Regions from separate parts of the Homo sapiens genome. Here region 2 is linked to region 1. A link is an interaction called in ENCODE POLR2A ChIA-PET data of the cell type or tissue named here. Cell type or tissue: K562. All regions are shown on one strand. Links, peaks and the distances in the headings refer to the core of each region. The heading gives the core; the rest is flanking DNA. Region 1 holds the start of PIK3CG (phosphatidylinositol-4,5-bisphosphate 3-kinase catalytic subunit gamma). Region 2 overlaps PRKAR2B (protein kinase cAMP-dependent type II regulatory subunit beta).

Evidence for each region. Peaks named below come from ENCODE experiments on the same cell type or tissue, not always from the same donor. Only the 100,000 strongest peaks of a DNase experiment are listed, where the experiment ranks them.
Region 2: POLR2A ChIA-PET joins it to region 1 with 5 read pairs; 5 of 35 experiments call an interaction of 5 or more read pairs at or near these places.

What each region holds. Positions count from the first base shown.
Region 1 is chr7:106,850,120-106,865,829 of GRCh38, reverse strand. PIK3CG (phosphatidylinositol-4,5-bisphosphate 3-kinase catalytic subunit gamma) reads right to left here and starts at 548. Exons shown (of 11, transcript NM_001282426.2): 1 at 404-548. RefSeq lists an enhancer at 377-476 and a silencer at 2,972-3,266. In K562, for the core only: no CTCF peak of the experiment used is centred there; DNase peaks (open chromatin) are centred at 5,849 and 6,639.
Region 2 is chr7:107,130,383-107,146,092 of GRCh38, reverse strand. PRKAR2B (protein kinase cAMP-dependent type II regulatory subunit beta) reads right to left here. Exons shown (of 11, transcript NM_002736.3): 5 at 5,140-5,246. Among named protein-coding and RNA genes, the nearest start is that of HBP1, 31 kb to the left of the region's middle. In K562, for the core only: no CTCF peak of the experiment used is centred there; no DNase peak of the experiment used is centred there.

The DNA.
Region 1 (15,710 bases), core at 3,164-11,163:
GATACCAAACGATCTTATAAGATGCAGAGGAAAACAGGCTGACTAATACTCACTGGTTTCCTTCATGGTTGAGGCTATGAAGCTTTCCCCTTTTATGAGAAGATGTTGGAAACACTGTAAGTACAGTAATCTTGAAGCATGCACTTGTAGGAATATGAAGCCTGGCTGCCGTGCCCTCCCTTTTCCTCCCAAAACAAAAACAAAAATGTGATGCACCTGCAAAACTATTGCCGGAACGTTGTAGATATCCACAATACAGGTTGGACTAGACAATGAAACACAGACATTCGGTGGTAGTATCATCTCAAGAACCGACAACAGTTTCAGATAATCTAGCCGAGAAGGAAGTGCCACTATTCCGAGTCAGACCCCACAAAGAGCAAAAAATAGAAGGAAGCAATACCTGATAAAGCAGCGGAGGCGATGATGCTGAAGGATCATTTGTTTAATTTTTGAAAACAAAACAAATTCAAACCTACCCAGTGTGCGTCTAAATTCTTCCGCTTTTCTGGGGCTCCCTTCATATCCAGATGCAGAGGAAGTGTTGCAGTTACCAGGAAGGAAGTTTTAACCAAGTTGATTATACGTGTGATTGCTCATTTTAAAAGTGTCAGAAATGCATTTCCTGTTTTAGCATAGAGAGGGTAGGAGTATGAGACTGAGCAATGTTTACCATGGTTTTTCTTTTCTTTTTTTTTTCTCTTTGAACTAATTTTTCAAAAATTGTGATACTGAGACAAAATGACATAAATCCAAACCAAAATTACCCATTATGAGACATAAACATATGAAATATCTTTGTAGCTAGTTCTAAGAGCCACAGTATTAGGTATCCTATTAGGAAGACTTTTACCAGTCAAATTAAACTCATTCCCCTCCTGGGAATTCAAAAGAATCCTTGTTCGCACATGCTAACTGAGGGGTGGGGGAAGAGAAACCTAGTCATCTTGAGGACTAAGTTATCAAGCTGAAAATTTTTAAAGGCATGGTCTGCAAGCTCACTTCCTTAGCTTGGTGAGAGCTTTCTCTATTTTTTCAGAGCATTTGGGGCCTAAAATATCACTGGCTCAAACTGAAAGCACTGCAGCATGTGCATGTGTGTATATAAATGTGACATACTGCAGTAAGTAACCCTTCAAATAATGGTTGAAATGCTAAAAGTATTAAAATTGAAAGATGAATAAAAAGGTATTTTGATTTTAATACTAAGTACCACTACATTGTAACACATTATATTCCAAACAAGGATCAACTATTGAAACAAAAATTAATGCTTCAGAAAATATCCTGTGTTGAGGATGGAGCCTTACTGTCAGCAATGACTGATTAATTAACTGTAGACAAAACAGAAGGAGGTTGCCTGTTATCATGGGGAAATTGGGGAGCTGAACACTGTTACAGCATCAGGCAGATTCCATCCTGGGAGGTGGCCCCTGATTCCTATGGGAGTAGAGAATGCATAGAAAAGCCATCCTGAATCATTTTTAGAGTAGCGTTGTATCTTCCAGGTGACCTCAGTTCTTTCTAGAACCTCCAAGCATCCTGAACCAGCGCCCCCTCCCTCCATCTCAGAATTCCCTATGCTAGAGTTCATCCTCCAATCGGGGTGTTGAGGGACTCCAGCTGAGCTTCAAGGGCAGCAGATAGAATGGAGTTGACCTCACAAGTCTCTTGGAGGTATGTAATTAAGAGTTCCTCTGAATTACTCTGATATTGAGATAAATGATTGATTTGACTTATTTCCTTTTACATATGCCTCTTGGGTTTTAACTTTTAAATAGCACTCTAATAGTTGACATCAGCAGGCAAATAATTTAATTCAAAGGCTGCCTCCCAAATATTTAGAGGGGTCTTATCAGCTTCTCAAAGTATATTCCTATATAGGAATACTCCCTTAGGAGGCTGGCAGCTTTAGAAGCACCAAGGCTAGCTTTCTTGGTTGGTCCTGAGGGAAGATCAACACACTGTAGCCACCAAGCCATGATGTGAGAGCTTGCCAAGCTGTGTTTTACCCAGAGTGTGTGGGAGGGTTCCTGGGGGTGGGTGGAGTGGGAGGAGGTTTGAGGGTGGGAGGGCTGACCTCAGAGGGACCATGAGCTTGGCCAGCCCTGTTCCCCAGACCATTCAATAGATCCCTTCCCTGTCCTGGCTCAGTCACTTCCAGGGGGCCAAGTCCCAATCTGGCACTGCACATACACACACACATGCCACATTATTCCAGAAACACGAGACTCAGCCTCTTGGCCCTGCCTGCTTCTGAAGGAACTATTAAGCTAAGTTTGATTAGGCAAAGGATTTTCTGTTTTATGACTAAACTGGCAAATATGTCAGGTTTATTGGTGGCTTGAGATTAAAAGTACCCTGCTCTTCCCCAAATCTTAATATAGCCACTAAAATTTGACTATCTGTAGTAAATGTTCCCAGTAAGAAGTAATGGCAAAGATTTCCTTCCTCTGTGGATACTTCCTCCGTGTAGAGGCATCCTTTACGAGTAAGAATATTTTATATCCCCAGAATATTTAGAAGACCTTCAGTCCTCATTAATATCCCATTTTAATAATATTTTTCCCTTCTGTGAATCTGTGGACACAGAAATCATTTTGGTTGGGAAAAAAAACACAATCAAAGGCTCTGACCTTCTATATCATATCAGTGGTCACAGCAATGACAAGATAGAACAGTTTAGAAAATAAGAACACAGTAGGAAGTATCAGTGATCAATAGACATTAAAAATTATTTGTTTTGAGGAAGGCTCTTTCCAACAGCCTTCAGAGAGATTATTTATGGTCTACTTGGAGAGACAGAACATGCAGAGGAAAGAATAACATGTGCAATGCGTTAGCATATGCAGTCCAAGCGGTTTAATTGTGTGATGTAACTTTCATTATGCAAGCCAACAGTTTACTGGAGGAGTTCACTTTGGGTGAGATTTGAAAATTTTTGTTTTAAATGTGCAGGGGAAGGTCCAGGATTCAAGGCAAGAGGAATCACAGGGGCAAGTCCTCAAGCCAGAAGGCATCTGTGGGACAGTGAACAGATCAGTTCACTGAAATGGAGAGTCTGAGAAAGATAGCAGTGTGAGAGACAGGGAGAGACATGGCCAGACAAGTGTGTGCTTCCCATACGTATTTCATGTGTTGCCACATGTAAATAGTGGTGACATGTGTATGGCACACTGGGGTGAACTGAGGAAGCTCCTCAAAGCGTGAGACAACGGGTGCATCCCCAAGGACCTCACCGCTTTGGGCATACTGGCTGGGAACTCTGTTATTGGTTATTTACTGTTGGAGTAGCTATGTCACTCAGACTCGAGGGAATCTTTCATCTTGAAAAAACATGATCATCTTGTCATATTTTTTTTTAGCTCAGCTTCAGATGATTTATACATTGTGATAAAAATGCAAAAAGGCATTTTAATCTAATCTGACAGTTTAGTTCACCTTCATACCTTGCTTTGTTGTCCGAGCACAAAGGCAAACCTTTATGAAGCTGTGCCTGATATTTTTTGGTCTGTATTTGGTAAGATTTAAGAGAAGCATCCTGGTATTGTAGAAACACACACATTCATGAGACCTAGGTTTATTTCTGCACATTCTTTAGGCCTCATATATGCCCCTTCATTTCTTTTGGCTTCCTAATCTACCAAATGATAACAACCACCCTACATATTTCACAGGAAGTTGTTATAAATCTTCAGTTTTCAATGGAACAAAAACTTATCTCACCGTACTATGTAAGATATTATGTTAGATGACTCTAGAAGGTACAGAATTCCAGGTGTCAAACACCAACACGACACACAGAGGAAGAAGAGTCCATGCCATCTTGTGTGTTTCTTTTTCAGAGAGAGGAAGACTTTCCCAAAGGTCTTCTGGGTCCCCTTATGTCTCTGGCCAGAATTGTGGCAAGGGCGCATTGATACCTCAGCCAATCAATAGGAAAGGGGATAGAATTATGTGAATGGTTTAAGCTAATCAGAATTTGTCCCCTGAGTTCTGGCTGGCTAGAGAGTGGTGGACACCAGAACCAAATGTCAGGGCTCTGACTGTAAGGACAAATGGGATTAGGGAGGATTGTAGGAGACTGTACCACAGTCTTGATGCCATTAGGAATGTAGGCTATTATTATGCCATGTGGGTGGAGGGGAGCCACTTCAGGTTCTGAGAAAAGAAGCTATGGGAAATCAGTCACAGTCAACACAACTCCATGGACCTACAGCCAGATCTAGGTCCCTATGGGACCTTCCACTTTGTTCTCCATTCTTAGTATCAGAAACTGACCATTGAGCACATTTTTCTGTTTCCTTGTTTAGTTAAACTTTGACAATACATAGTAGTAAGCACTTCACAAATTTCTGGAAAAGATTTTTCTATAAATTGGTTTTTAAAAATCCAAAATCTTTGCGTGATACTTTATTTTTATTTTATTTTTTATTTTTGAGACAGAGTCTAGCTCTGTCTCCCAGGCTGGAGTGCGGTGGTGTGATCTCAACTCACTGTAACCTCCACTTGCCAGGTTCAAGTGATTCTCCTGCCTCAGCCTCCCGAGTAGCTGGGATTATAGGCATGCGCCACCATGCCCAACTAATTTTTGTATTTTTAGTATAGACTGGGTTTCACCACATTGGCCAGCCTGGTCTTGAACTTCTGACCTCAAGTTATCCACCTGCCACAGCCTCCAAAAGTGCTGAGATTACAGGTGTGAGCCACCACACCTGGCCTGCATAATACTTTAGACCTTTTATGATTTATCCCTTATGAACTATCCTTAACTCTTTCTTCCAGATTCTCCTCTTCCAATTCCCTTCCATGATTGAATTCCACCAATTTCTGCTTTCATACCTTCTGTGTTCCACCACACCTCTGTGCCTCTGTGTGCCACTCCCTATGTCCTATTCCCTCCCCTCATTCTCTCTCCTCTCCCTCCCCCTTCTCTCATCCCCTCAGCCATTTGACCAGCTCCTGCTTCATTGGTATTCAGAGTGAGTAACCTCCACTGAGAGGGCTTTCTGGTCAGGAAAGCATAGGGTTAGGGAAGCTTTCTCCCAATAGTAACCACCACAATAACAATATCACCACCAATAAGTGGAAGCTCTTCTTTAGGGAAGGGTCTCACTCTGTTGCTCAGGCTGGAGTACAGTAGTGCAATCTCAGCTCACTGCAGGCTTGACCTCCCGGGCTCAAGTGATCCTCCCATCTCAGCCTCTCAAGTAGCTGGAACTACAGGTGTGAGCCTCCATACCCGGCTAATTTTTTGTATATTTACTAGAGATGAGATATTGCCATGTTGCCCTGGCTGGTCTGGAACGCCTGGGTTCAAGTGATCTGCCTGCCTTGGCCTCCCAAAGTGTTGAGATTACAGGCGTGAACCACTGTGCCTGGCTCACAAACTCTTTTATGGCACTTTCTTTGAGTCTTACGTTGATCTAAGAACTTTAGTACATTCATTCATTTAATCCTCACATCCTTCCAAGGGGAGAGGCACTACTATTGTCTCCACTTACAGGTGCTAAAAGCAAGGCACAGAGAAGTTGAGTGGCTTGCCCTTGGTGCCACAGGTGGTAAGTGGCAGTCATCATAGCACTTCTCCTGGGTGAGGACAGCTGGTGACTGGGCTGCCTCCTCTACCCGACTGGGTTCTTTGAGTGACTGCTCTGTATTGACTCGCTGTATTCCCCAGAGCTTAATACAGTGCTTGCCACATACAAAGCCAAGGCCTTGATAAATGTTGGTGGAATGGTTAGTTTGTATAGAGTCTCTCTTTTTGGAAGCCATTGGATTCCTTTGTATTTACAGGAAGCAATGGGAGTACTGAGTGATATTCGCAAAGCCTCCCAGACTAACCAAAACCCAGACAGCCCCTCCCTTCCATGTAACCATGTAACGTAAAACTCTCCAATCTGCCTCCTCTTCAAACCTTGCAATGTGAAACTTGGGAGGAAAATGGTCTGTAGGGTGTGGAACTTAGGAGGGAACCTAGTTTGACATTATAAGAAACCACAATCCTTTAGAAACATCTCCTTTATAGCTCTTATTTGGTCCAATTTAGTAGTTTTCTTTGTTGTTCCATTCCTAATATTGACTGAAGTATAAGACCAAAGACCGTTGGTACCGTGTCCTGTGAGCCAGAAATCCTCCCATGGAATGGATATCCAGACCCATCCCTGAGTCCCTGCCTTCAGAATTACCTGCTTGCTGCTAAGGAATTTTATCTACCTACCTATGCACCTATCTAGTCACCTACCTAACTGTCTCATCCACGTCTCACACACACACCATGATCCTGACAGAGACAAAGCTGATTGCAATAAGGGAGTAGTTTCCGAACCAAATCTGTTTCCTTCCTTCATAGGATTTTCCCTGTTCAAGAGCATAGCAGAGGGTCCTAGGAGAGAGGAAGAATGAGTAGACCAGCTTAGTTGGAGTCTGCTCTCAAATCCCTGGCCCTGAGGCTGGAAGGGAGATTATAATAGGAGCTGCTTCTCAGGCCTTCTTAGGGAACATTGTTCCTTCCAAAGCCCTGGGTTCTCAGCTTTGAGTCTGGCAGGAGTCACATCCAGCTGGAAGGAAGCCAAGAGGGTGCCCCACCTCTCCAGGTTCAGAAAAAGGTCACAGGAGCAAAGCAGGCTTGGGCTGGGAAGTGGGTGTTGGGGCTGGCCGGGAGCCAAGTGCTTTTCTGGTCCCCAGGAGGGTGAGCCGGGTCACTGTGAGGCCACGGCCCTGCACCTCCTTCTTCTTCTTTTCAAGCAAAAATCAACTTTATTCCAGTGGCCTCTGTACTGCTTTCTTCTCTGATGGGTAGACAAGGACCTTGCGGGCCACGGGCACTAGCTCCTGCAGGGACCTGGGGCGGGACAGGAAGGGATCTCTACCTGCCTTGCTCTATACCTAGGAGGAATATTTTTGCCTTCAAAGCTTGGCCTGCATTTTCTGGAATTACCCATCATGTGTGTCTGTTGAATCAAGTGAGAATTTTCTGCAGATTGGGAAATGCCTTGCAGGGTGTGTCTCAGTGAGGGCTCGAGTTCCCCCGGGTGTGCCCCTCTGCTGCCATAGCGGTTCTCATTTTCTTTTCAAATAGATGCCTTGGCAGTCTCCATTCCTCCAGCCTTTTTCATTCTCTCCTCCTCCCCTCTTGCCTCCTTTTCTTTTAAAATAGTATGTACAACCTGAAAGGGAGGAGCTTCTGGGTTGCTGGTAGTTTCTTGATGCGGTGCCGGCCTAGCTTATGATCAGTTTGTGGAAGTTCATGAAGCTTGGCACATACAAAGCTTGTGCACTCAATGATCACTTTTCTGTATGTGAATGTCAAAAATTAATTTTACCTGAAGATTTAAGCTACTTTCCATACTTTCATACTTTTCTTTTTTTTTTTTGGAGACAGGTTCTCACTGTGTCTCCCAGGCTAGAGTGCAGTGATGCAAACAGGGCTTATTGAAGCCTCCATCTCCCTGGCTCAAGCAGTTTCTCCCACCTCAGCCTCCCAAGTAGCTGGGACTAGAGGTGGTGCACCACCATGCCTGGCTAATTTTTAAATTTGTCATAGAAATGGGTCTCGCTGTGTTGCCCAGGCTGGTCTCGAACTGCTGGCCTCAAGCAATCCTCCAGCCTTGGCCTCCCAAAGTGCTGGGATTACAGGCATAAGCCACTGTACCTGGCCATACTTTCTTAAACAATTAAGAGTGTTCCTCGCCCACCCCACCCTCCTTTTCCTGCTACATTCTTGCAGACTCCTTTCCATGTGAACCTTGATGTTTCAAGTGGAGCCTAGTTTGGAATTGTTGGGTTTGCCTCTCATAAGCTCTGCCCTTGGCATAGTGGCTCCATCTTTATATTAGCTGGGGGCCACGGGTAATTCAGACTCATTTGGAGGGAAAGGGGTCTTCCATTCAAGCTGATGTTGTGGCATTCCATTCAATTATTCATTGACTTATGCAATAAATGAATGCCATGAGTGCATTGTGTTCATGCATTCATTAAGCATTTGTTATTGAATATCTTATATAATGGCACATGGAGTTTCTGTGTGCATGGAACTTGAAACCTAGCAGGGCAGAGAAGATATGCACCTGTCATCATCACAAAGCATGGCATGTAAGAAGTGTCCTCCGGGCTGTACAGGGAAAGGGCTGCAGGAGTCACAGCAGGATGCTGCCCTTTCCAACTGAGCCTTCCAGCAGAAAGGCCGCAGTAGAAGTGGCAGGGAGAACAGCGCAATTCAGCTAGGCAGGGGTGAGGGGAAAGAGCATTCCAGAGAGGGAATAGTGTAAGGCAGCCAAAGTTCAGAAGAGTGAAATTCATTCACTTAAGTAGCCTTGAATGGGAGAGGAGGCCCAAGGAGGGTGGGCTCTGGTCAAGCCATGGTGTTCCTGAGAAGGCCATGGCAAGAAACATGGCCTTCATTTGTAGACATTGGTAAATAATTACGAAGAACTAAATTGAACAGGGTGGAAGTGGGAGTAGGTGAGGGGATGCAGTACATCTCTAAAGACCCCCTGCTTTCTTTTTAAAATCATGGCTTTATTCAAGTATACTTAACATTCCACCCCCACCCCTGCCAGTTTTAATCTTTGACATAGTTCTCTGAGACAAATGAAATAGTCTTAACATATTCATTATGTTATGCTAACTGTGCTGATCGCTGTAACAAAATCTCAGTGGCATATTTCTTTTTCACCCTATAGTCCCATGCAGGTTGGATGGAGAGGAGCTGTTCTAATCATTCATTCTGGACCTGCCTCCTTCTAGTTGGTGGTTCTGATTTTCCCTTGGGCCTTGAGTTCTCCATTCGGTCTGAGAATGGCTCACATTTTTGTGCCCATTTTCCGTTGGCCAGAACTCTGTCACCATGACCCATCTAACCATGGGATTGGCTGGGAAATACAGCCTATCTATGTGACTAGAGGGAAAAGAAAATAGGTTTGGCAAACCCATAGCATTATGTTTGCCAAGAAAATACTATACATAATAGAACTTTATGAATATGATAAAATTTAAGTACTATCCTACATCTAATTTCACGTGTTATGAATTCTATCATGAGACACTTAGAATTATAGCCTTCCACCATTAGACAATCATTGATGTCATGATTATATCTTGTCTCTATGTTGAGTGGAAGTGATAAGTAAAGGGTTTTACAAAACTAGAAACTGGCAGTCCTACCCTGTTGCCTTTTCCAAACTGTTCTATAACGATGCAGTTCTTCCTTCACTCGCCAGGAAATTCTGTTCTAATCAGACGGTGCACATAACATGAAGAGAGATTAATAGGTAGCTACGGGATTACATTGTTAGAACTTGTCATTGTCAAGGCTAACCCCAGAAATTTTTTTTCTTTTTCTTTTCTTTTTTTTTTGAGACAGAGTCTTGTTCTGTCGCCCAGGTTGGAGTGCAGTGGTGCCATCTTGGCTCACTGCAACCTCCTCCTCCCAGGTTCAAGCGATTCTCAGATCTTAGACTCCCAAGTAGCTGGGACTACAGGTGCCTGCCACCACGCCTGGCTAATTTTTGTATTTTTAGTAGAGACAAGGTTTCACCATGTTAGCCAAGCTGGTCTCGAACTCCTTACCTCAAGTGAGCTGCCCGCTTCAGCCTCCCAAAGAGCTGGGATTATAGCTACGAGCCACCGCGCCCAGGCGCCAGAAACTTTAAATTCACACTTTTGAAGTGTTTTGTCAATTTATTCTTCTACCCCATCACTATGAAAGTTTACCATAATAAAAGTTTATTTTTGTGAACTTTAAAAATGAAACTATTTTTTGTAATAGGTTTATATGTACTGTCAGCAGGGAGGGAGACTGGTGGAAGGTCTGTGTGATGTAGTCATTTGGAGACTGGGATGACAGGGGCTCTGCTTTCTTCAACACGTGGCTTTCAAGAAAGCCTCAGGCATCAATACCAGGCCAGAAGATGAGAGTGGAGGATGGTGCAGGAGGTTTAGGGCTGGGTCTAACAATGGGAAATGCCGCTTCCATCAACATTTCATTGACTATTGTGAGAATGGGGGTCAGAGAAATACAGCTCCTGTTTCAGTTCAGCAGTGACTCTACCTATGGTGGGGGTGGGGATGGGGTGGAGACAGAGGGCCGGTCTTTGGTGAATAACTAGTCATCTCTGCCACAGCCAGGCTACCAACTTCTCTTTTTTTTTTTTTGAGATGGAGTTTAGCTCTTGTCACCCAGGCTGGAGTGCAATGGCATGATCTCGGCTCACTGCAACCTCCTTCTCCCAGGTTCAAGAGATTCTCCTGCCTCAACCTCCCGAGTAGCTGCGATTATAGGCACCCCTTCCCATGCCCGGCTAATTTTTGTATTTTTAGTAGAGACAGGGTTTCACCGTGTTGGCCAGGCTGATCTTGAACTCCTGACCTCAGGTGATCCACCCTCCTTGGCCTCCCAAAGTGTTGGGATTACAGGCGTGAGCCACTGCGCCTGAACCCAACTTCTGTTCTTAAAAAAACTTACATGTAGTACCCTGACTCTGCCTAAATTAGATGTACTAGACTTACTGCTTTTATGAAAAAGAAAGGAAACTTTGCTTTAATATGATAGTTCTAAAATAATTCAATGTTTGTTGTTGGTGATATGATAATATAAATTTGTTGGATTGATAATATGAGTCCCAGACGGGAACAGTGTGGATTATTACATGGTGCCAAGGTCCAAAGGAAATGAAAACCAAAGGCAAGTGTGGTAGTCAGTAGGGCCGGTCATGCGTACTCCAATTCTCCTCCTGCAAGATGGCAGGAGGTACGACTGTATTCTCCCACCCTTTGAAATTAGGGGTAATGATGTGATTTACTTTGACCAATGAAATGTGAGAAGAAATTTGTCACAATTTGCCATGTTTCCTTCCCTCTGCTGTGGAGACCTTGGAAGCACTTGTGATGGAACCGTGTCTACCTGACTCCTGAGAGACTGGGGTCAGTAGAACCCCCAGCTGACCCATGTTGGACATTTATGTGGGCAAGAAATACAACTTTGGTGCGTCAAGCTGTTGAAATCTTGGGATTGTTTGTAACCATAGTCCAATTTAATATGTTCTGATTGATACAAAAGATTATTCTTGAAAAAATAGACTGACATAATATTTTGGATCAGATTTTTATAAGGTTAAATTTCACTTGATAGGATTTGAAATGTAAGGATTTCTTGGGGGTGGAAATTTAGTTGAAATCAACTTGAAGTGATATAAAAAATTCTATTCATTAAATGTGATACTTAATTTAAAAATGCTTCAAAAGTGTGATATTATAAACTCCTTTATTATACAAATACCAGAGAGACAACTAATAATTTATGTAACGTTTAAGGTACAAAATTATAGAAAAATATTAGCAAATTTCTTTTATCAGCAGCTTTTAAATGAGATATAATTTTCAGGGTTTTAGATGTGTTTTTTAGTAAAAGTAAATTATATTTAAATCTTTTTATCTTTCTTTATGAAACTGCTCCTCCTTTCCCACAGGGATTTTGTGTGGCTTTTCTTAGAACCTCCTCCTTCTTAATGGTATTGAAATAACCAGAATTAATACCAGATGATCCTATTTCTCCTTTTGTCTCCTCAGTTCTGTTTTGAAAATTCTGTGATTACTGTATTTAAATTGCAGTATCAGTGCCAAATTGCTAACAGTGCCAAGATTCACTGTGGATACCTTATATTCTTTGCCCCCTGTATGCCTCAAAATGAATAAAGATGATGACAATACTAAACCGTGTATATACACCTTAATGTGAGATAATGGGTTATGAGTCTATTTCACAGTACAGAATGAAGTTCAAAGCTTGGTAGGAAACAGGGTGGGGTATACTAATGGTTCACAAATGCCAGTTTATGTCCTGGCTACATCAAAACCCTCTGGGAAACTTGTTAAAAACACAGATTCCTAGGTTTCCCTCCAATTTCCCTGAATCAAAACATCCAGAGAAAGGAGTTGGGGATCTGTATTCTTAACAGTCTCTCTCGGTAATTCTGCTGGGCAGAGGGTCTGCCTCAGCAAAGGGCATAGAGGGCCATTCAGAGGACAGCACGTGGAGCAGAGTGCCCTCCTTGTCTTCCATCCGCCATGAGGATATGTGTGTACTTCACTCTGTGCACAGAAGCCACCTTGAGATGGTGGTGGTGACACTGTTTGAGAAGGGAGAAAAAGTTCTGATAGGGAGTTTCAACTTTTTGTTTTGGTTTGAGACAGAGTCTCGCTCTGTCACCCAGGTTGGAGTGCAGTGGTGTGATCTCGACTCACTGCAACCTCTGCCTCCCAGGTTCAAGTGATTCTTGTGCCTTAGCCTCCCAAGTAGCTGGGATTACAGGTGTGTGCCACCATGCCTGGCTCTTTTTGGTGTGTGTGTGTATTTTTAGTAGACACAGGATTTCGCCATATTGGCCAGGCTGGTCTTGAACTTCTGGCCTTAAGTGATCTGCCTGCCTGGGGCTCCCAAAGTGTTGGGATTACAGGCGTGAGCCGCCACACCCGGCCAGGAGTTTGAACTTTGACTTAGCTAAATATTTACCTCCAAAGAGACCATTTCAAAATTGGTAACACTGAGGTACTTTTAAATGGAAAGTTTAATTTTTTCCTGTTGGTGGGAATGAAGGCCCTGAAAGAAGATGAGATCAGGTATAGAAAATAGATGTGGTTTTTTCTTTGCGCAACAGAATCATGGTGTATATAACATCCCTCTATTCTGTAACTTATCATTTCTAAAATTTATTTGACATTAGGATGGTTTTTCAAGTAAAATTTATTGAAAATTCTGTGGAAACTACTGTTCCTTGGAATGTATTTTGGGAAGTGTTGCTCCAAATTATTTTGCTTCGTGTGTGTGTGTGTGTGTCTGTGTGTTCAATGTATATTTATACAATCTTGCAAAGCATTGTCATGCATAATTGGTGGCTTCCCCAAGTGGCAAACTCAAAGCACTATTAGATGGCTGATATGGGGGGTATGATGCCACATTGATTTGAAGATCTCAGCTCCTAAAACTGAGATATAAGAATGAACAAACATGGAATGGAAGGTTCAGTGTCTTAGTTTAAATTTCTTAAAAATGATGGATTCCAAAATTGAGATAATGATTTGAATGCAAGTCATTTATTTGGGAAATAATCCGAGGAAGCCTGGTGAAAGAATGAGATGGTGAGACAGAGAAGGGGGAAGTCAACAACAGATATATTGATGACCACTCTGGGCATGAGGACTCAATTCCTCTGGTATCCTCTAAGAAAACAGGTGAAACATGCCTCAGAACTGGCCTGTTGATGGAGAAGGAAGTTGATTATTTATTCTTCATTGGTTGGGGGTTGCTCCTGTGCACATTAATTCTTTGGCATTTCTGGTCTCTCCTAAGCTTGGGCTGAACATGCCACTGGGTAGCGAGATACAGGTGCTTAAGGTTAGAATCTTTTGGTATTTGTGGGTACTGTTTTCTGAAGACTTCTACATGGGGAGAGGGGGATATGAGAGGTTTATTGACAGCATCTGCCATACCCAGGTTAACGCTCATGTTTTAAGGTCACTGCTTCTGCTCCTATTGGCAAAAGCTACCTCTTATATTCTGGGGTTGTGTCATCAGCTGGAACTGCCTATTTTGGCACCAACTATATGATCAGTAGTAGCATGTAATACATTTTCAAAGGACTTGCCGTAGAAAAAATTCTGGGGACATCTTTTCATCTTACGTTACAAGAAACAAATGGTGTTTGATAAAAGCTGACCCATAAGTAACTTAAATTCTGAATATAGGATGAAATGTAGACAGGCATTTCATGTCCAAGTTAGTGCTTGAAAGTCCGTCAGATTAGAATCCATCACTGGTGATATCGTTTGGCTGTGTCCCCACCCAAATCTCATCTAGAATTGTAGCTCCCATAATTCCCACATGTTGTAGGAGGGACCTCGTAGGAGATAATTGAATCATGGGGGCAGTTTCTCTCATACTGTTCATGTGGTAGTGAATAAGTCTTATGAGATCTGATGGTTTTGTAAGGGGAAACCCCTTTCACTTCATCCTCTCTTGTCTGCCACCGTGTGAGACATGCCTTTTGCCTTCTGCCAAGTAAGACGCGCCTTTCGCCTGCCACCATGATTGCGAGGCCTTCCCAGCCACATGGAACTGTGAGTCCATGAAACCTCTTTTTCTTTATAAATTGCCCAGTCTTGGGTATGTCTTTATCAGCAGCATGAAAGTGGACTAATACAACTAGTGACCTGTGAAAATGGTCTCGGTCAAATCTAGTCCACCATGCTTAGGCAACCTGACAGGTCATCATGGTAACAAACCTGAAATTAAGTAGTTGACTTATTTTAGCAAACATTTATTGGGTCCTTATGTTTATAATAAAGAGCATACTGAAGGTGATTTTAAAAGTGGTATTACTGAACTTTGGAGCTGCTTGGAATTATGCAGCATGCATTATGAGCCTGTTTAATGTAATGGTTAGGAACATGGACTCAGGAACCATACTGCCTGGGTCCAAATCCTGGTTCCATTGCTTGCAAGCCTGCCTTGGACAAGTAACTTCACATTTCTGCCCCTTTGTTTATTCTATACAGTAGTACCTCCTTATCAAATTCTAAGGATTAAGTGAATGGATATATGTAAAGCTTGTAGAACAGAATCTCACACAGGGTAACCAATAAGCACATTTTAGCCATTAAGTAGCTCCATCTTGGTTTACAGATGAGGGGACTCCAGCCAAGAGATGCTTAGTGACCTCCTCAAGGTTACTCTGCCTTAAACTCATAGCAGAGTTTAGATTGGAACTCATGTCTTCTAATTTCTAGAGCAATTTGTTTTCATTACAAGTTGCTGAATGATGGCAGACAATCTCTACAGTTTAGATGTTTGTTATTATTTGAGAGACAAAGTCAATAATATTTTGAAAGCAATTTAAAAAGATTATAAATGTAGGATAAGGCTGGGTGTGGTGACTCATACCTGTAATTGCAGCACTTTGGGAGGCTGAGGCAGGTGGATTGCTTGAGCTAAGGAGTTTGAGACCAGCCTGGGCAACATGGCAAAATCCTGTCTCTACAAAGAACACAAAAATTAGCCTGGCATGGTGGCATGTGACTGTGGTCCCGGCTATTCAGGAGGGTGAGGTGGGAGGATTGCTTGAGCCCAGCTGGTTGAGGCTGCAGTGAGCCAAGGTTATGCCACTGTACTCAAGCCTGGGCAACAGAGTGAGACCCTGCCTCAAAAAAAATAAATAAAAAATAAACATAGTATAAAGTATCACGCAGAATCTATGAATGCTAAATGTAGAAGAAACTAAAAGTAATGTGTGGAAATCATCATGGCGTCAAATTATTATAGAATCTTCCTGAAAGAGAAGAGCCTTGAAGTTTATTTGGCTCTTGGCTCATGCTTTTAGCAAGCAATGGATTTGACTGGGAAGGTAACATGGGAAAGGAATGTGGATAAAACATTAATGCCTGAAGAGATGGGCTGGATTGTGGGGGTGCTGAGGTTATAAACTGGTGGCTTGAGGTAGGGTCTAGGCCCATGTATGTGTTTTGTTTGGCCTACACAGAGTTTCACAAAAATTTGAGTTGGCTATTTTATCAGTGAAGGTTCTTCAGAGGAACAAAACCAGTAGAATATGTATGTGTCTATATATGTATGTATATACGTGTGTGTGTATGTTTATATATGTACAGAAAGCATGCATATATACACATAGAGAATACATACATATACATGTGTGTGT
Region 2 (15,710 bases), core at 2,447-10,446, 280 kb before region 1:
ATAAAACTATAACTAAAGACTACAACCAAATAGTATATGCATAAAAAACCATCTGGAGAGGCCGGGTCTCACACCTGTAATCACAGCACTTTGGGAGGCTGAGGCGGGTGGATCACCTGAGGTTAGGAGTTTGAGACCAGCCTGGCCAACATGGTGAAACCCTGTCTCTATTAAAAATACAAAATATTAGCCGGGTGTGATGGCGGGATCCCATAATCTCAGCTACTCGGGAGGCTGAGGCAGGAGAATCACTTGAACCTGGGAGACGGAGGTTGCAGTGAGCCGAGATTGTGCCACTGCACTCCAGCCTGGGTGACAAGAGCAAAACTCCAACTCAAAAAAAAAAAAAAAAAAAAAAATCATCTGAAGAGGCTGGGTGTGGTGGCTTACTTACATCTGTAATTCCAGCAATTTGGAAGTCCAAGGTAAGAGGATCACTTGAGCCTAGGAGTTCAAGACCAGCCTGGGCAACATAGCAAGATCCCATCTCTATAAAAAATTAACCTTAAAAAAAGAAAGAAAATCATCTGAAGAAACATTTATCAAATCACTGACTGTAGTTATCTAAAAGCATAAGAATAGTGAGGGATTCTAGGCATATTCGCTATCTAATTTAAGAGTTTCTGTTTGTAACATGAACATATTATTACTTTTGTGATCAGAAGAAAATAACTTTTTAAAAAGAATCTAGCTATAGCAATTTGGTTAGCCACTACTCTACAAAACTTACTAGGGTCCTTTATAATCTATAGCAGACGTTGGCAAACTATAGCCCACAAACTGGCTATCTGCTTTTGTAAATAAAGTTTCACTGCAATATAAACACTCTTGTTTGTTTATGTGTTATCTATGGCTGGTTTTATGCTACAACTGCAGAGTTGAGTAGTTACAACAGAGAACATATTGGCCTGCAAAGCCAAAAATATTTACTCTCTGGCCCTTTACTTTAGATCAACCCCCATTCTAAAGTTAAAAAGTAGAAATTCAGACTAGATATCTAACTCTGGTCTTTTTATAGTTTTTTGGTGCTTATCTTTTAACTGGGGTTCTTTTTCTAGGCAAATAAGGTTCAGTTTGCATGTCACTGCACTTCCTATTACCCAGACCCTATATTCACGTAAACTGCATTCTTTGTGTGGATGACTGACTTTCCGCATACTGTATTTTATCAGAGAACATGCTTTCAAGGCTTGCACCTGTGAGGGCAGATAGAAAAAATTCTTTGGCTTTATTCTGTTGACTAAACCCTAACACAGACAAAGAGTGGGGACGTGCTGCTAAAAAAAAAAAAAAAAAAAAAAAAAAAGTGGCTTTTAACATTAGAAAATTATTATGGGCCAGGCCTGGTACCTCATGCCTGTAATTCCAATGTTTTGGGAGGCCAAGGTGGGAGGATTTGAATCCAGGAGTTCAAGACCAGCCTGGGCAACATAGCAAGACTCTGTCTCTACAAAAAACCAAAAAATTAGTCAAGTATGGTGGCACATGCCTGTACTCCTAGCTACTTGGAAGGCTGAGGCAAGAGGATCGCTTGGGCCCAGGAGTTCAAGGCTGCAGTGAGCTGTGACTGCACCACTGCACTCGAGCCTAGGCAAGAAAGTGAGACACTCTCCCTGCCCCTCCAAAAAAGAAAGAAAAGGATTATTAATAATAAAGAAGCAATAACAGCAGAAACATGATAGACAGAAGAAAATAATTGGCTTTCATGGCCAGGCACAGTGGTTCACGCCTGTAATCCCAGAACTTTAGGAGGCCAAGGTGGGCAGATCACAAGGTCAGGAGTTTGAGACCAGCCTGGCCAACATGGTGAAACCCCGTCTCTACTAAAAATACAAAAAAATTAGCCAGGCGTGGTGGCAGTCACCTGTAATCCCAGCTACTCGGGAGGTTGAGGAAGAAGAATCACCTGAACCCAGGAGGACAGTGGGTGCAGTGAGCTGAGATTGCGCCACTGCACTCCAGCCTGGGCAACAAGAGCAAGACTCCGCCTCAAAAATAAATAAATAAATAAATAAATAAATAAATAAATAAATAAATAAGAAAAGAATTGGTTTTCAATGTCATTCACGGATAGAATGACTGTTTCAAGGGAAACTACTAGAATTTGTCCCATGGATAATCATTTTTCAAGTACAGGGTTAGTTTCCCTCATCCAAAATTCTTGGGACCAGAAGTGTTATAGATTTTAGATATTTTCAGATTTTAGAATATTTGCATATATAGAATGAGGTATCTTGGGAATGAGACCCAAGTCTAAATACAAAATCAGTTTATGTTTCATATATACCTTATACACACAGCCTCAATATAATTTTATTTAATATTTTGAGTAATTTTGTACATGAAACCAAATTTGTGTACATTGAACCACCAGAAAGCAAAGGTGTCATTATCTCAACCACCCATGTGGACAATCTGTGGTTGTTCAGCATTACCATCATTCCTGACTCTGAATTTATATGCTACCAATAAGCCATCATTTTTTACTTGTATTCACACATAAGTACTTAACAGTAAAAAATAAGACATACCATTAACACAGTAAAAACTAATGTGTTTGGGGCAACTAAGCAGCATAGTAGCATCCCCAGAATACCTGCACCAGCTGCCAAACAAGAGCAACCACAAACAATGGCAGGCTTGCAGTCTCCACCTACAATGCTATATTCTGATTAAAGTTACTGTACCTCGTACACTAACCCCTTCGGGGATGCTGAATAAGCTGTTGTGTGCCTGCATTTTGACTGTAAACCATCACATGAGGTCAGGTGTGGAATTTCCACTTGTGCCATCATGTTGATGCTCAAAATGCTTTGGAGTTTGGAGAATTTCAGATTTTCAGACTAGCAATGCTGTACAGATTAAACTCTTCGATTTACACTATTTATACTTTTGCGCTGAAACTGTTCTCTACACTCGGCTACTTTGAATAGGGTAAAACAAAGCCAAATGTGCCGAGGAGAAGTAAAATGAGCTATCAGTCCAGTTGAAATCACATCAGTCTAAAATCTGTTAAAATACCGCAGGCTAGGCCAGGCACACTGACTTACACCTGTAAACCCACCACTTTGGGAAGCCAAGGCAGGCGGATTACCTGAAGGCAGGAGTTCGAGACCAGCCCGACCAACATGGTGATACCTTGTCTCTACTGAAAATACAAAAATTAGCTGGGTGTGGTGGCGGGTACCTGTAGTCCCAGCTACTCCGCAGGCTGAGGCAGGAGAATCGCTTGAAACTGGGAGGCAGAGGTTGCAGTGGGTCGAGATCGCACCACTGCACTCCAGCCTGGGCAACAGAGCAAGACTGTTTAAAAAAAAAAAACAAACAAAAAATCTTGGGCTGTTTTTTTCACACAGACTTCTTCTCTGATAATACAAGGCCTCCGGCAGGCAAGAACCTCCAGAAAGAACATGAACAGGGCAGGAGACCTGGCTGTGGAGTTGGCTCTACGCCAGTCATTTGGGTGATCTGAACCAAGTGCTGTCACTTCTGTGGGCCTGCATGTTCTCATCTACCAAATGGGTGACTAGGATCTAACTGAAAAGGGAATACACTATATACAAATGTAAGGCAGTTTTGAAAGTCAAAAATCCCCACTAAATGGTTAAGATCATAGAGGGTTAGGGCTTCTCATACACCTCTACAATTAAACACACTTAGGTGCATTTCTGAGGTGTTTCAGTGATGATAGCTATTAATGATATAAAAATCATTACTTTGATTCACATATAGATAACTGGTTTATTCTATTCTAAAATCCTGGCTAGTGCTTCAGCCACAGGTCACCAGGAATTTGGGATGAGGGAATGGGAGAATCAGTGACAACTCTTGATTTAAACAGCATGCTCGACTGACGCATGAAAGATACCACCCACAGAGCCAAAATAACGAAATGAGGCTTCAGGAGACCAAAGAGGTCATTTTCACCAAGACCTCTGAGGTGAACACAACCCAGCCCAGAGAGCAAACGTAACCCAGTAAGTCAGGCTGGGAGAGGACCTGCGTTCCACACACAAGGGGAGGGGTCAGGGATGCCAATTGTCTCATGAACACTTATCATTGTTTTACAAAAGTGAAGAAATAAGGACTCAGCTCAGGCTGCTCTGCTGTTAGATTTCAGGATTCATCTATTGCATAAGGCATATTGTTCTATGATGAGGTAAAGCACAACTTAAATTTCCTGAAAACAGATTTTCAACATAAATGCAAGACTTCTTTAAATAATTATAGAGTTTTTTTAAGACAAATATAATAATATACAATTCTTGGAAGGATGCACAAACTACTTACTTATGTGGACTGGATGATGTTAAAGCAGTAGGAAGAAAGACTTTTCACCTTATGCCCCTGTGAAATATTTGCATTTCCTATTTTTATTTATTTATTGTTATTATTATTTGAGACAGAGTTTCACTCTTGTTGCCCAGGTTGTAGTGCAAATGGTGCAGTATCGGCTCACTGCAACCTCCACCTGCCGGGTTCAAGCAATTCTCGTGTCTCAGCCTCCCAAGTAGCTGGGATTACAGGTGTGCACCACCACACCTGGCTAATTTTTTTTGTATTTAGTAGAGACGGGGTTTCACCATGTTGGTCAGGCTGGTCTTGAACTCCTGACCTCAAGTGATCCACTGGCCTCGGCTTCCCAAAGTGCTGAGATTGCAGGCCTGAGCCGCCACACTCCGCCAATTTTGAATTTTTTAAACCATGAGCATGTTTTACACAGTTTATAAAAAAAGAACCTTTTAAGAAATACCAATTGAGGTCTACTGTGAATTAATATCTCAGATGTTATATTATACTGCTGTTCTCACTGTAACAGGCATCTAGTACATACTAATACTACTACATAATATCTCTCAATTAGAATTCAGCAAATGAAGATGCTCATGTTAAATGACTGACATTTACAGATTAGACTAACCAAAAGTCATTAGTTCCTCTATAAACTATGTCTCTTTTCATGATCCACTGTGGTTTCACTGCATGTACTCACAACAGGTTTACAGTGCCTATTATGTAATAATAAGAGTAGCGGCAATAACAACTATCCTATATTAACCTGTCAGTTGCCGTAATAATGGTTGAGATTTTACACAAAAGGTTCTTTCAATTTCAATAGTAAGGTTGGGCAAAACTTACCTATCAATTACATAAAAGTTGTCACCATCGTCACCTTGATCAATTACATGCTCCCCATCTTTGACCAATTTTTCAAACATGGCATCTAATACTTGAGACATCTGCTCCTATTTTTAAAAAAGATGGGATATAATCTTTATGTTTATCTAGAACATGTTTTCTTAAGTAACCACAGTTATATTTCTGTGAACAAGTCCAAAGAAATGGAAATAATCATAACTACCACTAAATGTTGTCAGAAAAATACATAGTAGTCTTTCTTACCACATACAAATAAGATGATTATATACTCTCACATTCAGTATTTGAATGAAAGTAATTATAATTAGTCTATTTTAGAATATTTGCAACTATCACCACTTTAAAATGAAAATTTAACCACCAAACCACCATATACCTTGTGAAATATAATCTTAGCAACTAAAAAGGATCAGGTTAGTAAGGAATTATTTCAAATTTCTTTTAAAGATACCCATTTTTAAAAACTTCCTTATATTAGTCATCACTAAAATTTGTGTACAGATAACCTAAATACTTGGTGAATTTAGATCCTGATTCCAATCTTCTTTTTGGTTTAGCACCAAAATCAAAACAGAACAAAAAAGAAAAACAACAAAGTAAAACAAAAATGACTGTGGCAAATATTCTGTCACTATTCACTGTCATTAAGGTTGGCTTCAAGCTGCATCCACTGAGCTCACTAGGGCAGATTTGTCAGAAACATCAAAAATACTATTCAACAACTAATTAAACTATGTAAAATTTTTATTCTGTCAAAGTGTGATTGACAAGGCTCAAGGATAAACTTCAAACTGATGAGAATAAACTAGGAGGTGAAAGAAATCTTTAATCAGAACAAATACAGGAATAATTCAAAGAACTTTGAAAAGACAGAATAAATGGATATGAGGAAATAATACAATACAATGGAAAAGTCTAAAGATTTAGAGGGTTATTTGTTCTGCTACTTATTAGCTCTGAGCCCTTGGTCAGGTCACTCCTTATGGGCATACAGAAGGTATAATGCTAACTGCCCATGCCAAAATCAATTACTATTATACATAAACTAAAGAGTTGAAGATAGATTCAAAGGGGAAAAAAGATGCAAGTGGAAAACACAGGTTGAAGAAACAAGATATTCTGAATAAAGAGGATAACAGATCACATGTGATTCTCTCCCTTTTGAGACCGCATGAAAATGTTACAAGGCATATGAAGATATGAATCTACAATAGTATAGAGTACAGGAAGGGACAACTGATGGATGAGAGAGTTTCAGGGCGAAGGTAAGTAACAAGTGGCAGAGAGAGCTGCCCCAAGTCGCACAGGTGAGACTGCAGTGTGGAGGGGCCAACATGCCTTGCAGAGCACCAAGAGGGTCCAAAGTGGGTAACATCTGGTTCTGCCAGCATGGGACTGAGACACAAAGCTAAAGACAAGCGGACTGATTTAAAGTCCTGCAGAGATTAGTTGACACCTTCCTTCAAAATCCCTCTACCCTAATACAGAATGCCTAGCAGCCAAATGTGGACCCTCAACTCCTCCCAGACAAAAGATTCGAGAGAAACTAAACAAATTAGAACTAGAACAGATACTGTGAACACTGGTGCCCTAGAACAAAAACCTTCATTTGGTAGGACTTAGGGGTTCCCCAATGTAACAGCTGGCTCCCTGTCAGCTCAAGCTAAACAGTGCACTGGTTGACAGGCCTGCCCTACTTACTCAGAGCTCTAAATCAGCTTTATGTTGCTCCCCTGGTAGCCTACAAGACTAAGATAAACAGCAAAATGACAACACATGAGATAGATATTTCAGGAACTGTAGAGAGCTTTTGCAGAGACATTTAAGATGATATTATATCCATGAGACCAAAAAAAAATAGGATGTTAGGAAAAGAGCAAATCAGAGAAAAATGGGTGGCTTGGAAATTAAAAATATGATTGTCATTTTTTTTTCTTTAAAATAGATTTTTTTTGGCAGGGTTCAGTGGCTCATGGCTGTAATCCCAGCACTTTGGGAGGCCAAGGCAGGCAGATTGCTTCAGCCCAGGAGTGTGAGACCAGCCTGGGCAACATGGCAAAACCCCGTCTCTACCAAAAAAAATAAGCTGGGCATGGTGGTGCACACTTGTCGTCTCAGCTACTCAGGAGGCCGAGGTCGGAGGACTGCTTGAGCCTGGGAGGTTGAGGCTTCAGTGAGCCATGATCGCACCACTGCGCTCCAGCCTGGGCAACAGAGTGAGACTCTGTCTCAAAAAAAATGAGTAGTCTCAGCTACTCAGGAGAGGCTGAGATTGGAGGATTGCTTGAGCCTGGGAGGTTGAGGCTGCAGTGAGCCATGATCACACCACTGCACTCCAGCCTGGCAACAGAGTGAGACTCTGTCTCAAAAAAATGAGTAGTCTCAGCTACTCAGGAGAGGCCAAGATTGGAGGATTGCTTGAGCCTGGGAGGTTGAGGCTGCAGTGAGCCATGACTGTTACACTGCACTCCAGCCTGGGCAACAGAATGAGACTCTGTCTCAAAAATAAAAAATAAAATAGAATTTTTTAGAGCAGTTTTAAGCTCATAGGAACATTAATCAGAAAGTATAGACATACTCCACATATCCTCTACCCCAACACATGACACAGACTCCCCCAAGATAAACATCCTCCACTGGAGTGGCATATTTGTTACAACTGCTGAATCTATACTGACATTATTATCATTCAAAGTCCATAGTTTATATTAGGGTTTGCTATTGGTGTTGTACATTCTATGGGTTTGACAAATGTGTAAAGACATGTATCCACCATTACAATTTTTTTAAAGGTAAATAAAAGAGTTAAAAAAATTAAAACCAAACACCTCAAAAAAAGTCAATAAAGAGATGAAAAGAAAGGAGTGCCAGAGACAGTAAAAGAGAAAACAAAAAGGAGGAAATATAAACAATACAGGATGAATTTTCTAGACCCAAAGAAAATTTTGGTCTGAAAACACAGGTTTTCAGACCAAAAGGGCACACTCAAGTGCCCAGCACAGTCAATGACCATAAATCCCCACACTAGGATGAAATAATGTATTTTTAGAACACTAAAGATAAAAGATCTGCAAAGCTTCCAGAAAAGAGAAAGGAGGATTCTTAAAAACATGAAAAGTTACTCAACTTCTCTGAAAATGAAGAGAAATCCAAATTAAAATCGAAATGAGATGCCACTTTTCACTCGCCAGATTCAAAAAGATACAAATGTTAGAATATCACACTGTGTTGGAGACCGTGTGGGAAAAGAGGCATTCTCACACAGACTTCCGGTGAGAAGGTAAAATGGAACAAACTCTAAAAAAGCCATTTGTCAAAATTTAATAAAATTTTAGATATGCATGATCTTCCACCTCACTGTTCCTTTTCTAGGAAGTTACTATATAGATATTTATAAAATGCATCACCATTTTTCTTTGCATCACAATAGCAGAAGACTGGAAACAAACTAACAGTTTATCAACAGGGCACTGGATAAATAAGCTGTCATATATCCATTCACCAAAAAGCTCTGCTGTTGTAGGCATGTAGGGATTTTCAGACATCTGTCTTTCAAAGGAGTCACTGGCAGCGAGAGAACACTCAAAGAAGGGTAATCAAGAAATGTGAAAACCTGCAATGAGGGAATTTCAGGAAACAAGGCGTTTAGGTGACAGAAAAGACCTATATGAGAATACACCAGTTATCTTCTGTTCAAACCATGACATCAGTAGTTCTAGAGGCCATAACTGGGACTGTTGGGTGGAAGTTTCATGGAGGTTTTGGCAGAATATAAAGACCTGCCTAGGAATGAGAGCTGTCTAGCGGTGACAAGGGCTGCCTTGCAAATAATTTTGCCTTTTCCAGAACGTTAAATAGTTGGAATCATGCAGCACATAGCCTTTCCACATTGGCTTCTTTCACTTAGTATTATGCATTTAAGGTTCTTCCATGTCTTCCATGTCTTTTCATAACTAGATCACTCATTTTGTCCACTGTCTAGATGTACCAGTTTATTTATCCATTCACATACTGAACAACATCTTGGTTGCTTCCAAGTTTTGGCAATTTTGAATAAAGCTGCTACAAATACCTGTGTACAGGTTTCTGTGTGGACCTAAGTTTTCAACTCCTTTGGGTAAATACCAAGGAGCATGACTACTGGAGAGGATGGTAAGAGTATGTTTAGTTGTAAAAGACACCACTAAACAATCTTCTAAAGTGGCTGTACCATTTTGCATTTTGCATTCTCATCAGCAATGAGTTGTTGAACCACCTATGTTCACCAGCATTTGGTGTTGTCAGTGTTTCAAATTTTGGCCATTCTAATAGATGTGTAGTACTATCTCATTGCTGTTTTAAGTTGCATTTCCCTGATGACATGTGATGTGGAGCATCTTTTCATATGCTTGTGTGCCATTTGTATATCTTCTTCAGTGAGGTGTCTGTTAACATCTTTGGTCCAATTTTTTAATCTGATGGTTTACTACTGTTGAGTTCTTTGTATATTTTGGATAACAGTCCTTTATCAGCTGTGTCTTTTGCAAATATTTCCTCCCAGTCTGAGCCTGTCTTTTCATTCTGCTCACAGTGTCTTTTGCAGCAAAGAAATTTTTAATTTTAATGAAGTCCAGCTTATCAATTCTTTCATGGATGTGCCTTTGGTGTTACATCTAAAAAGTTATCACCAAATCCAAGGTCATCTAGATTTTCTCCCATGTTATCGCCTAGGAATTTTACAGTTTTGTGTTTTACATTTATATCTGTGATCTATTTTGAGTTAATTTTTGTGAAAAATAAAATGTCCATTTCTAGATTCATTTTTCAGATATCTAGTTTTTCCAGCACCATTTGTTGAAAAGACCATCTTTACTTCATTGTGTTACCTTTTCTCTTCTGTCAAAGATCAGTTAACTGCATTTAAGTGGGGCTGTTACCGGGTTCTCTGTTCTGTTCCACTGATTAATTTGTACATTCTTTTGCCAATACTATACTGTCTTGATTATTGTCACTTTATACTAAGTCTTGAAGTCAGTTAGTATTAGTACTTTAACTTTGTTCTTTTCCTTCAATATTGTGTTAGCTCTCCTAGGTCTTTTGCCTCTCCAAACTTTAGGATCCGTTTGTTGGGACTGCATTGAATCTACAGATCAACTTGGGAAAAACTGACATCTTGACAATAGTGGGTCTTCCTATCCATGAACATGGAAATCTCTTCATTTATTAAATTCTTCCCTGATTTCCTTCATAATTTGATAGTTTTCCTCACATTGATCTTATACATATTTTTGTTAGATTTACATCTAAATATTTCATTTTGGGGGGATGTTAATATAAATGGTATTGTATTTTTAATTTCAAATTCCACTTGTTCACTGCTGATATAAAGGAAAGTGATTAACTTTTGTATATTAACCTTGTATCCTGCAACCTTGTTATAATCACTTACTAGCTCTGGAAGCCTTTCCCATTTTCTACTTAGATAATCATGTCATCTGTGAACAAAGACAGGTATATTTCTTCCTTCTCAATACATTTTACTACACTTTCTTGTCTTATTGCATTAGCCAGGACTTTCAGCACTATGTTGAAAAGGAGTGGTGAGAGGGAACTACAAATTTGTTGAGGTGAAATTCACATAACATAAAATTAATCACTTTATTTTCCTTTTTTAAAATTGTAACTACCCCGGTGGGGATGAAGTGGTATTTCATTGTAGTTTTGATTTGTATTTCTCTAACGACTAACCACGTTGAAAATTTTTTGATTGCCAGTCATTTGTATATTCAAGCACTTTGCCCATTTCTAAATTGGAATTTTTGTCTTTTTATTGTTGAGTTGTGTTATTTATATATTTTGGATACTAGATCTTTATCAGATATATGATTGGCAAATAATTTTATCTTCTGCAGACTGTCTTCACTTTTTAAAATAATGTCCTTTGATGTACAAAAATGTTACATCTGTGTGAAGTCCTATTTATCTTTTTTCTTTTCTGCTTATGCTTTTGGTGTCTAAGAGTCCAATGCTAAATCTAAGACCATAAAGACTTACTCCTATGTTTTCTTCCAAGAGTTTTATGGTTTAAGCTCTTATATCTTTGGCTTTTGATCCCTTCTGAATTAATTCTTGTATATGCAAAGGAGTCTAGCTTTGTTGTTTTGTGTGTGGATATCCAGGGATTCAGCACTATTTGTTGAAGAAACTATTCTTTTTCTATTGAATGGTCTTAACACTCTTGTGGGAAAATCAATTGGCCATAAGTATATAGGTTTATTTTTAGATTCTCAATTCTATTCAATTGTTCTATATGTCTACCCGAGCCCAGTATATGGTTTTGATTACCATAGCTTTTCAGTAAGTTGTAAAATTAGGAAATGTGAATCCTGCAACTTTGTTCTTCTTTTTAAATATTGTTTTGATTACTTGGAATCTGCTGTTATATGTACAATTATAACATAGTGGCAACAGCAAAACATTAATGTGTTATCATGATTTAGCTTTATAATACATAAAAGCTAATAGTTTAAACTTGTATAAACAATGCTGATGAAAATATTTTTTAAAAAGAATATGGAACCTCTATAAATACTAATATATTGTTAAATTTGAAAAGAACAAGGCAGGCCAGGCACGGTAGCTCACACCTATAATCCCAGCACTTTGGGAGGCTGAGGCAGGCAGATCACTTGAGGCCAAGAATTCCAGACCAGCCTGGCCAACATAGTCAAACTCCATGTCTACTAAAAATACAAAAATTAGCTGGCCATGGTGGTGCACACCTGTAGTCCCAGCTACTCAGAAGGCTGAGGTACAAGAATCACTTGAACCCAGGAGGCGGAGGTTGCAGTGAGCCATGATCGTGCCACTACACTCCAACCTGGGCAACAGAGCGAGACTCTCAAAAAACAACAACAACAACAAAAAAAAACAGGGCATAACAGTATGTCTATTCTGCTGCCACCAAAATTTGAAAAAGAATATATTTGTATGTGCATTGCATGACCCTGCAAAAATATACAAGATAGTACTAAAAGAACATAGTTCCTGAGAAACTGGGTTTCTGAGAGGCAAAGGTGAAAAGGAGATTTCCTTTCACTGACTACTCTTTTGTTCTTTTTGAATGTTTGTCAATTTTACATGTATACTGATTTATATTTTTTAATTAACTAAAAAAACTCTAATTAAACTGAGAACATAATTTTACATCTTCATATAGGCTAAGAAAAACTTTTGGAAGAATGATGGTGATGGGTTTGCAGGAAGCAGTTTTCGTCCCCTCCTTGGGTCCCTGTGTGAGCTCTGGCATCTTTTTGTGGAACAGCAGCCAAGGTTGAAGATGAAGCCAAGGTAGCAGTGAAACAGCCCTTTCGTGATGTAGTGCTAATTGGCCCCACAGGGACCATTCTACCCAAATGAGTTCATCAACTCAGGCAACATATGGTCACCAATCAAAATTCTAAAGGTTGATTAAATGATTTACTAATATATTGTTTTGCTTGCTATTTATATATTGACTTTTTTAAGGCAGGTAGAGGGTGAACATCAGCTTTATTGATTAGTTCTGACTCTAAATGTCAAATGGGGAAAAAAGATGAAATAAATTGCTATAGTAACTATTTTGTGATGTTGGAATTAGCTGCATTTGAAAACATTATAAAACTGAAGAATTCATACACGGATATATGAAAAGGCAATTCCTGATAAAATACAGACAGGTGTCTGTTCTAGTCAATCAAAATGTAATTTCCCCATAATTATGCACAGAGTGAAAAGAACTTAGGAAATATTTAATATGCAGAGGCTTATCATGATAACTGACAACTACTGTAGGAAATCCACATCTAATTCTCCTACAGAATGCCAATTCAAGACTGAGCTCAGTAAAGGGCTCTGACTCACTTAAGAAATAACAATTTACTCTTCATTAATGAAAGAGCCTATCATATAGCCTAAGAAAATTATTTCAGTTAGCCTCAAATTAGAAATATTTCAGGAGGAAAATGGCCTACTGAGTGGAGCATTAAAATATTCATGAAAAGAATATCTTCAAAGAGATTAATAATTATAAATGCTGTGCTCAACATATGAATATACAGCTCTCTAAGGAAAAATTTTCTGAAGTCTAGGAAGTGTAAGATTTTCAAGCTAAATAATGACTTCGGGAAATTCAAATGAAATAGTAGACACAAAGCCAAGATCATTCTTCTTGCTAATTACTAATTAGTTTCCCCTTCCTCCTTCAAGTTTTCCCATTTCAGGAAAAGGTGGCAACTTCGCAGTCACTCCAGCTAGACACTGGGAGCCATCCTAGATTCTTTCCTTCAGTCCCCAACTAAATCAATCACCAAGTACCAAGTTCTGTTAACCCTTTTTTGTGAAACCATTCTTTTCTGTCTGTCCCTTTCCCCCTTCCCTGGAGTTCAGGCCCATTTCTCTTCCCTAGATCATGACCTCGTTTTCTTACTGGGCTTCACTCTTTTGTTCTTGTCTGCTTCCCCTGTTTTTCTCCCCTCTTTAACTCCATCTTCGACATTACCACCAAAGTGACCTTAGATAAATCTGATAGTTACATTCTCTGACTAAAACTCTTCAGCTGTGCCCACTGCCTACAAGGCAGTCCAGTGCCACAGCATAGCATTCGAGAAAGAATGGGCCTTCCTGATAAAGCATCCACATCTTAGCTCCATCACTCCCATCACTAGATGGAGGCCATCCATCACTGGATGGTTGCCACTTTAGGCTCTAGTGATAACATTCTGTACTTTTCCTCACCTGGTGATTCCCTCCTCATTTTCAGAGGGCACAGCTCAGTGACCTTTCCAGCTTTCTGAACTGTTAGGGTAAGCTAAGAGACAGACATCTTCTCACCATGCCCTGACCATATTACAGCAATATATCATGTTTTCCCAACATGCTTTGCAGATGTGTTTGTACTCTCATTAAACTATAAATTCCAAAAGGACAACAACCATCTCTAAATATCTTTGTGGCCTCCAACACTTTAAACAGGTCTTGAAACATAGTAGTCAAGAAATTAAAATGAAAGGAGCTGCATGATAAGCAGATTATATAAGCTGAATATGTAATTCAATTAAAACACATTTGGGTTATTGTAAATAATGTGTATCATAAAAAACTAGAAAGCTACTTTACAATATGAGCTTAAACTAAAACCTCTAATCTGCCATGTTTTGGGCTAAATGTCTTATTCCAGGTGGTAATTTGCTGAGAAAAATAAATTTTACTTACTTATATCCTATATCATCTCTGGAAGGATTTAAATAGTAAGGGAGTCATTCAAGGTGGTCTGAGCTCAAATTCAAAAAAAAGGTCTTCTGAAAACTACTATGTATATACATTTGCTTCTTCTCTATAAAACATTCGATCATGACAATTCAGAAACTGGATGTTTTTTCCCTCTATGTGTTGGTTTTTAAAATACATATTGACCTTCAGCAAAGCAGTGAAAAAAAGTCTAAAAGAACTCTTATGTTTACAAAATAATCACACTAAGCAAAGATGCTCCTTGCCAGACTGTATTAGCAAAAGCTTTCTTAAATATTAATAATTTAAAATGCAACCAAAATTTTCACAATGCTTTTAAAGAGCTAAAGTTGAAATGGCAAGGAAGATCAATTAATTTAGAAGACAGAACAGAAGAGACAACATCCCAGGAAAGCATAATTAGCAACGATTTATGCCTGTGTGTCACTTAACCCTACAGACACCAGAATTTCACGACTTAGTCCCCGCTGAAGCATTAAAATACTGGTTCATTGAATAGGAAAGCATGCAAACATAACACATGTAACAGTAACCAAATACTGAACTTGAACATTTTCACATCTAGCTCTAGTCTTTGGTATTCAAAGTATGTTGTGGGCCAAGAACATCAACATTACCTGGGAGCTTGTGAGAAATGCAGACTTTTCAGGCTCCACTCCAGACCATGAGAATCCAAATCTGCATTTTAACAAGATCCCCTGATGATACATCAGCATATTAAAGCTTGAGAGCACTGTTTTTGGTGACCTCTGAAATTCTCCCATGTAAAGTTCTAGTCAAAAAATACAGACTTCTTGAATAAAGCCTACCTCTAAGTGTAAAAGTAAGGATTAATTTTACCACTGCCTTCTGTGTGCCTCCGGAGCAAAAGAGTTAAATACTACATTGGTCCTTGCCTTAGAGAACATGGGATCCATAGGCTAGCTTTGATATCAACTCAGGGTACTGAACCAGGTCTTTGCTTCCTCAGCACTAACTCCCACTGCTGGTAAGTGATGGTACTCGGCAAACGTGGATTGAATGAACTGAGCAAACAAACTTGAATGGACAAGGATCTATCAGGGCCACTCTGAACTACTGAATTCATACCATGAGACTGTAACTATGTTCAAGGGTTTGGCATAACTTTTTTTTATTTTTTATTTTATTTTTATTTTTTTTGAGACAGAGTCTCGCTCTGTTGCCCAGGCTGGAGTGCAGTGGTGTGATCTCAGGTCACTGCAAACTCCTCCACCTCCTGGGTTCATGCCATTCTCCTGCCTCAGCCTCCCTAGTAGCTGGGA